2 separate regions of the Homo sapiens genome follow, and region 1 is linked to region 2. Evidence: chromatin contacts called from ENCODE Hi-C or POLR2A ChIA-PET data. All regions are on one chromosome and are shown on one strand. Each heading gives the region's core, a stretch centred on a gene start or an enhancer-like site at or near the end of the contact. The rest is flanking DNA. Distances are from core to core; before and after follow the strand shown. Region 1 holds the start of DNAJC6 (DnaJ heat shock protein family (Hsp40) member C6). Region 2 holds the start of RAVER2 (ribonucleoprotein, PTB binding 2).

Region 1 (4,525 bases), core at 1,197-3,696, 560 kb before region 2:
TACCATAGGCTGCTCTGTGTTATAGTTACTGCCCCCACTGAGAGTCCCCTAGAGGCCAGAAGGATCTCATTCACTACTGTGTTCCCTCACAGTGCTTGGCACATAGCTGGGCTCAGAAAATGTATGTTGAACTTATTCTACAATGTAACATATTTCAAAAACCAATTTCAACTCTTAAAATAATAATCCCTATGAAAAAGGAAAACATATGTATTTCATATTTCTTTCATTTTCCTGAAGTGAGGCTCCTTCACACTCATTTGGAATATGTTTGTTTTCATTTCAATTGTTTACATGCTCACTACATGTAAACATTATTATGGTGGCATCATTCAGAGAACATGAATCTTTTTAAGATTTAAAGGAGATTACATCCAGTCAAAAGATGGATTACACTTTGATATATCACAGATTTGAAAAAACATACATTGAATAACCACATACAACATCAATAAAAAAGTCCTGCCTGGGCGCGGTGGCTCATGCCTGTAATCCCAGCACTTTGGGAGGCCGAGGCAGGCAGATCACCTGAGGTCAGGAGTTCAAGACCAGCCCGGCCAACATGGCAAAACCCCGTCTCTACTAAAAGTACAAAAATTAGCCGGGCATGGTGACAGGTGCCTGTAATCCCAGCTACTCAGGAGGCTGAGGCAGGAGAATCGCTTGAACCCGGGAAACGGAGTTTGCAGTCCGCCGAGTTCGCATCCCTGCACTCCAGCCCGGGCAACAGAGTGAGACTCCGCCTCAAAAAAAAAAAAAAAAAAAAAAAAAAACAGTCCTGAAACCATCAATCCCTTGGGGATCATTTTAGTTTTATTTAAAATGGTCTAAGAGAATGTCCCATCAATATCTTGGTTAACTTCAATAAGAGCTTCAATGAGTAGAATTTGTTTTCAGCCCAGGACATTTGAGCATCTGTGGACAATATTTCATCCCACTTTGGGACAAGGAAAATAGAAAATAATAGCCCAAGGACAGCCATTACACAATTAAAATAAACAAGCATTTGTTTGCAAAGCAGGGCATTTAAATTCAGTTTGATTTCATTACTGTTCAAACGACCCCATATGAATCTTTCCTCTGGAATCCTCAGTTGTCCAGTATTAAAGTTACCAGTGTAGAACCAACCACTGAGGACTTCAATTATAAATATCTCTGTAAACAATTCTCCGAACCTGGTTCCCTGCAGAAGTAAGCAAATAGCTATAATAATACTCCTAGTCCAACATGGATATATTAAATGACTGTTTTGCTATTGAAATCGCAAATGCCAACAGCAGTTCCAAGAGAGGACTCTAACTTGCCAAACCTTTTATAAAAGACAGTTGCAAGCCCCGATACAAAGTTTAGAGGAATTTCCTTGTCCCTACATGTAAAGGTTTATGAAATCTGTACACTCAAGCAAAAGGACAAACAAGATCAAAGCCAACACATGAAATAAATTTCATTGTGCAAACAGTAAAAGCTGTGTAAAAGAGCTCTAGATCCCAGGTTAAAAACTGCAGGAGAAAGGTAACATTAACCCTAGCAGACGGCTGAGTTAAGATGTGGCAGAGCTTTACAGAATTGCAAATAGCATCAGCATTGCAAGAATAACAATTGGAATAAATACCGTCTGCATGCTGCAAAAACAATCAACGCACATGCTCCTTCACCTCTCCCCCTCATCCAGCTGGGCAGTGAAAGCAGCTGCCTCTCCCAGCCCTCCTCCCAAGCCGTTCTTCGCCCCACCCGCTCCCCTCTCTTCTCCACCCCTCCCCTCCTCCTTCCCTCCCCCTCCCCGCCCCCAGCTGCCGTATTCAGCAGTCTAGAGAGATTAGGAGGAGCTCGCTACAGTCTCTGGGCCTCAGGACTGATCTAACGTTTCGTAGCTCCCTGGATGAGAGAAATTAGAGACTCGACACCCAGGTGGTATTAGAAGCCTTCGCCTCCAGCCCGGCTCTCTCGCAAACCGGGGCTGGGGGACCACGGGGGGGCCTCGGGCCGGGCGACTGGGAGGCTCCGGAGGCCGCGCGGGGCTCAGCGCTGCACTCCCCTCGGGCAGCGCTACCTGAGCTGTCCATGGTGCTGGCGCGGTCCGGAGGCTGTCGGGCGGGACTCCGCGCCGCTGCCCCGGCGTTCACTCTCTGCTTGCCGCCAACCCCGCCGCTTCCCGCACTTAAGTCCCCGTTACTGTCCACCAGCTGCAAAGATTCATAACCATCGTTGCTGGTCTTTTTCCGGTAGCTCCCGAGGAGGCTCATGGGCAAGCCCGGAGAAAAGAGAAAATAATCAACCTGGGAAGCGAAAAGGGAGATGGAAGGTGGAAAGGGCTGAAGAAGGAATTAAAAAAAAAAAAAAATTAAGTGCCCGACATGACGCAAAGAGGAGGGAAAAGAAGGAGCGGCCACCGGAGAGAAGCTTCGCCGGGCGAGGCGAAGCCGCCGCCCTGGGCTGAGCTCGGCTCGGGGCGCCGGGAGGAGGGAGGGAGGGAAGGAGACGCGGCCGGGCGGGGGCGCGCGTCCTCTGGGCCAACGCCGCGGAGCCGCCCGGCCCTGCCGAGCTCCGGGCCCCAGGCCAGCACCTCCTGGCTGAGGAGTGCCCGGAAGCAATCCTATAGGTGTCGCCGCGTCGCCCCGCCGCGCAGCAGGGCAGCGCCAAAGCCGCTGGCCCGCGGGGAGGGAAGGAAAGGGAGGTAGGAAGGGAGGGGAGGTTCGTGAGGAGGGGGGTTGAAGGGAAACGGGGCGGGGTGGTCGGGGGAGGGGACTACTACGACGTGGGTTGGGAGGGTGTGTTCGCACGCGTGTGACAGAGAAGAAAGGGGCGAGGTATCTCGGCCTGCGAAGCTTTGAGGACCAGGGGTCTTGTGGTAAAATCCAGACACACCCATTTCATGCAACTTAGCCTATTTTCACCGGAAGATTCCGCCAAAGCCACCAGGACGGTAACCGTCCTAGAGAACTGACTTGTAACTCAATTCAACAGAAAAAGAATGCATGTTAAGTGCCAGAATATATCTATGCTAGGATATAAAGGAAGAGCAATATTTTGCACATTCTCCAGAATAGGGATGATCCCTAAGGGAGATATCAAAGAGTTGGGTATTCTAATACTAGGAGGCAGCGTCCGTTCTGCCTAGAGAGCAGATGTGACTGTTTAGAACTCTTTGTTGAGCGAATAAACTGGGGAGAAGGGCAAGGTTAAGTCCGACGCATTTTCAGATCCGCCACCATTTACCTTAGGACCTGGAGAAAAGACTGTTTCAGTTAGCTAGCTTGAAGGCCTGCTTGGGAAGCAAGATAGACAAGGATTTTTTTTCCCCATCCTCTAGCCTCACGCCTTATTTTTCTTTCACAATTCTGGCCAAAGAAAGCAGTAACTCATAATCAGAAGAGAATTTATCATGAAGTTAATTAAGCTGTGTACCTAATTTTGTATCTGTCATCGTGTATTCTTAAAAGAAGACTCCGACATTGTATAAGTTCTGGATCTGAACAAAACCTGGATAAACTCTGGTAAGTCTTAAAATGTAATTATCGAATGTTTATTTTCACCTAAAATAATAAGATTTCAGAAGGATTGCTCATTCTCATCATCTTAGGTCAAGATCAAGTAAGTCTTGGTTAAAAATTATCATTTTCTCTACTAAAACTTGGAGGGACTAAGTGAGGCGCCCGTCAAGAGTCATTTGACAGAGTTTCCTCACCAAAACAGGAAAAAAGTACGTGCATGTAAAATGTACTTGAGCCCATACACAAAGCCAGCTTTGCTTTCTTCTCATCTTACATGGTTTTCTCTTGCTGTCCTTATATCAATCACCTAAGGACACAAAATCAAACAATAGCATCTAAGAGACTTCAGTCCAGATGATTTGGGTCTCAGAAAGTTTCCGGGAAGCTCTAGCTCTACACAGTTCTACATAAAATAAATTGGACTAAGAGACATTTTCCTGTACAAGGATCACCCAAACACAGATTCTTGTAGGAAGAGCATCAACCAGAAGAAGTCCAAAGAAATGTTTTCTAAATCCTTCCAGTCCTTCTGGGGAAACCTAAACTTCCTGGCCAGTTGCTTTCCCAACTGCATTCTTTGATGAGGTATGGTGTGACCTGAATTGCAAATCAGAGTTAATGCTCATTTATAACAAGATCAAACAATCTGAATGGTGGCAGGAAAAACTGCAATAAAAATTTTAAAACAAATTTTTATACTTTCAATTTTCCAAATCTGTCAGATTGAATTATTTTAGTTACTTGACTAAAGTAATAATTCTGTGAAGTCTAGTAAATCTTTTCCCATAACATCTTAAATAATCTTTCTCTGTACTTTTTCTTTTAATTCATTACAGACACACAGGGACAGTAAATACCTAGTGTTCATCATGTGCCCTGACAAATGCTGGACTATAATCATTGGATTAATAGAATTTAGAACCAGCCTCAGTGACAGACTGAGACCCTGTCTCAAAAAATAAATAAATAAATACAGGATCATTTTTGAAAAGTGAAAATTATTATTTTCAAAAAGAGCACTTTCAGTTATTTTT
Region 2 (4,063 bases), core at 1,096-3,595:
AGCCATATTAACCATTTCATAAGGGTAAATATGTAGTTTTAGCACAGGTGATTTTATGTAGGCCTTACTAGCAAAAAGACACAAAATAAAATAAAGTGAAACTTTCATCAGTAAGTTGACAGTAAAATATAGTCACTAAGAAAAAGCAGACATTATAATTAAGGGAAATTGTTAAAACAAAAAATACAAAAAAATTCATGCAGAACATATGAAAATATTAGTTTAAGTAGATGAAATCTCAAAAATACAAATCCCAGTGTAATTCTGAGAAAGCTTCTATCACTAATTAAAACTGCTCCTTTTATTAGACCCTTTGATATATTTTTCATGTCTATTGCGAAGGGAAATGAGAAAGATACCAACAGCAAAGCAAGAATAGACAGAACGTCTTCAATTTGGGGTCTAAATATATTTAGAATTAATGCAAGGAATTGTGATAACAAAAACAGCTGACATTCTACAAAGACATTGAGATACTTCTCTATTTCTCTCCTCCTAGACTGTCTATACAAAGAGCTGCTATTTTTTAAATTTGTTTTTTTAAAAAATGCCATCTGCTTCTTCCAAGCCTCCTCCTTCCTGAGCTCCCTTACAGTCCTCTATTTGTATGGGCAGGGGAGGCTGCTTCCAAGAAATCAGTCCATTGCAGGTGTCCTTAACAGGTAGTATCACAAAACATTACCTGACAGATGGGAAGTGGACCATGGCGGAATGGAAAGAGTTGAAAGACAGATGAGATAAACAATACTGACAGACACTGCATTTTGAAACAAAATAGCCCCCCATGCCTACGGGTTATAAGGTTATATGTTCATATTTATTGTGAATGGCTATGTAAGGTCTCATTACATAGTAATGGGGCATTGGTCTCATTATTTTATAAGTCACATGGAAGAACTGCCATGCAATTGTCAATAGCCAGCCCTCTTGCAATTTCATGCATCCGGTTACAGGAGGAACTACAAATCCGCAACTACCAGGACAGCCCACCACACTCGGAGCAGTATATAAATTCAGGTTATATGTGAAACATGTGTGAACATCCAGACAGCTAAGAAATCCTGAAGAATCAAAGAAATGATTTCAAGCTTTTGATAAAACAAAAATATATATGCATAGGAAAAGAGAAAAGAACAACATCCCAGGATAACAATGGTTATCTTCAGGTATCAGAAATATGGGTAATTTCTGTGTCCCCTTTGTGCTTCTCTGTCTTTCCTAGCTCTCCTACAATGAGCATGCAGCTTTTGAAATCAGGGGAAAAAAAAAGTTAAATAGATGCAGAGTTTCTAATCTTAAAAGCAACAGTTAATCTGGATTAAATACACAGAGTAGCTATCTTTAAACCTCATCCAAGTCACTGAGAACAAACCCTCCAGTACTGTACTTGGCGTAGCAGGAGGCGGCTGCAAGGCTCCAAGGAGCGCAGCAATAACTCTATTCTGGGGCCTTAGCAAACTGAGAAGACAGAGTTGTTTCATAGAAACTTGGGCAAGTGCTTCTGCAACAACAGCGAAACTCACTCCCAGCTCTCTCGTGCCCCTGCCCCCTATGGCACTCCCGAGCACCGGGGACTATACGTTGGAGCCCTCGCCCCTGCCAAGGTGCTCCCGAAGCTTCGGCCCCCTCTACCCCCGCTCCCCCCCGCAAAATGTGTGCTCCACAACTCACCTCCACTCTCCTTCACCTCCTACTCCTCTACGGCCGTAGGGGAAGGAAAGACCGGGCCGAACTTGGAGGCAGCAGCCCCTGATTCCCGTGACCTTGGAGAAGCCGCTTCGCCACTCAGAGCCTCAGTTTCCCAATCTGCCCCCCTCCCTGGCAGGGCGTCTGCAGGCTAGAAACCCCAAGAACTCAGTCAAACCGAGGGGCCGCTCTCACCACTCGGCGCCGACCCACTCCCCAGGACCGCTCTGAGGCGCCCCCGATCCCAGCCTGGACACGGAGCGCCGCCCCGCCGCCCCTCGGGACGCGTCGCCCCTATCACCGTCCCAGTACCTGGCAGTTGCTGTCCTGGGGCAGGTTTTTCACCAGGATTTTCCTGCGGTTGCTCAGCTCCCGCTGCATCCGCTGCAGTCGCGCGGCGACCTCCTCAGGGTGCAGCGCGGCGGGCATCGGGTCCGGGGCGCCCTCGTGCGCTTCGGCTGAGGGGCCCTGCCCGCGCAGCCCCGGCCCCGGCCCCAGCCCCGCCGCGCTGCCCAGGCCCGCGCCCCCCTCGCCGCCGCCGTCTCCCGCCGCCGCCGCCATCTTCCCGGGCGCCCAGCGGCTGCGGACTCCTCGGAGGCTCCAGGGGAAGCGGAGAGAGAAAGCGGGAGGAGGCCCGGGCGAGGGCGAGGCGGGCAGAGGCCGCAGAGTGGGCCCAACCGCGGGGAAGGGGGGCGGTGGGAGGAGGGAGTAGAGAGAGGCGGCGCCGCAGCCAGCAGCCTGCTGGCGGGGAGAGGAAACCTGAGGCGCCGAGGAGGAGCCCGAGAACCACCTCGCGGGAACCTCCCCCGCCGGCCCCCGGCCCCGGCGCACAGGCGCGCCCGCGCCCGCCTCTCGCGGGTCCGCAGGCGGGGCCGGGCGCCGCCACCCGGACACCTGTGAGGGCGCGGACGCGCAGGCGGGCTCCCCCTCTCTGCGAGGCCTTCGCGAACGCCCAGGGTCGTTCTCTGGGGGATGCGGCCCCTTCGCGGTGGCTTCGCCGGGAGACTCAGCCCCAGGCGCCTGTCCCCGGCTGGCCCCCCATGTGACGCCGCAGCTCTCCCCCGGCTCCCCTCGAAACTCCCGCGCTGGGGCGGCCCGGGGGCTGCGGGCGCGAACTCGGTCTTCCCACACCCGAGATGGGGCTGGAGGGGTGGCAGGAGGGCGCCTCCTGCAGCCCGGCTGGCTCCCGATGGTAACCCTTCTGTTGGTTCAAGAAGAGCATATTTGGCAAAGTTTGAGTTTACAATGAGATTTTCTGGGGAGTAAAAAGAGGGACATTGTGGGAGAAATGTTATGTATTTGGTAAAACCTGATCGTAATGTATTTTGCTAGCTGTGTATGAGAAAGCCTGTGCCCTTCACCTGTCCCTCTGTCCCTGTCATGCAGTTCCTAAAATGTAAAACCTGGGTAGTTGGGTCTGCAACATGGAAAGTGATGCTGAAACAAAGACTAGAATGGAAAAGGAGCTGTGGCAGAGGGGCTGGAGAATACGCTGCTTGGAACATTATTTTAATTGAAACTTGGAGGGAGAGTTACAGTGTAGAACTATACTTAGTCAAACGGATGTCATCAGATCAAACAATCCAGCAGCCTTTGGCACTAGCCCAGGTGACCATCAGCGAAGGGGACCATGCATCTTAATTGTGTAGCATGCAAGTACACTAGCAAAAAAAAAAAAAAAAAAAAAAAAAAGACTTTAACACTAATTAAAAGAAAAACAAAATGTTTTAAAGATTTTTTAAAAATACTACAAATTCAGTCCTTACCATGTGCTCCCCCCAACCACGCATTTCTAAATGCTTTACATATACATATTTATTTACTCTTCATGATCATTCAATTACGTAGGTTTTGTTTTCCTCACTTTACACGTGAGGAAATGGGATCTGTTCTGATTGATTCCAAAGCCCAGTGTTCTGAATAACATAAAATAATTCACCCGTAATCCGTCCACCCAAAAATAATGGCTGCTAATACTTGTATCATTAAAATGATATTCGGCAATACACCCTTCTATACCACCACTATTCCTGGTAACCAAAGGATAGAAACAACCCAAATGTCCATTTATTGATGAACAGATAGGCAAAGCGTGGGATATATATATGCTAAGAAATATTTTTAGCCATAAAAAGGAATTAAGGACCCCTACAAGGTGGACGAACCTCCAAAGCATTAAATGAAAGAAGCCAGAGACAAAAGGTCATATATTGTATGATTCCATGCGTATAAAATATCAGAATAGGTAGATTCATAGAGCGGAACACAGATTGGTGTTTACCAAGGGCTGGAGGAGAAGGTAATGGGTGCAAACATCCTTATGGAATGATGAAAATCTAGTTTTGGAACTAGACAGAGGGGGCAGTAGCCCAATAAT

The links. A loop is a pair of places that touch in the nucleus more often than their neighbours do. ChIA-PET counts read pairs that join two places held with the same protein, here RNA polymerase II (POLR2A).
Region 1: a loop to region 2 is called in a map with no recorded cell type, with 2.0 times the contacts of the local background. The contact joins the promoter of DNAJC6 here to the promoter of RAVER2 in region 2. A Hi-C loop is called at or near these places in 1 of 37 single-sample maps with no recorded cell type. POLR2A ChIA-PET finds 5 or more read pairs at or near these places in 2 of 52 experiments (HEK293 and HepG2).

Annotation. Positions count from the first base shown.
Region 1 is chr1:65,307,464-65,311,988 of GRCh38, reverse strand. It overlaps DNAJC6 (DnaJ heat shock protein family (Hsp40) member C6), which reads right to left and starts at 2,446. Exons shown (of 19, transcript NM_001256864.2): 1 at 2,051-2,446. The coding sequence starts at 2,243. It overlaps DNAJC6-AS1 (DNAJC6 antisense RNA 1), which reads left to right and starts at 2,755. Exons shown (of 3, transcript XR_007066155.1): 1 at 2,755-3,494. LOC112268227 (a long non-coding RNA gene) reads right to left here and starts at 745. Exons shown (of 2, transcript XR_002958317.2): 1 at 1-745.
Region 2 is chr1:64,743,357-64,747,419 of GRCh38, reverse strand. RAVER2 (ribonucleoprotein, PTB binding 2) reads right to left here and starts at 2,345. Exons shown (of 12, transcript NM_001366165.2): 1 at 1,999-2,345. The coding sequence starts at 2,247. RefSeq lists silencers at 2,372-2,571, 2,592-2,691.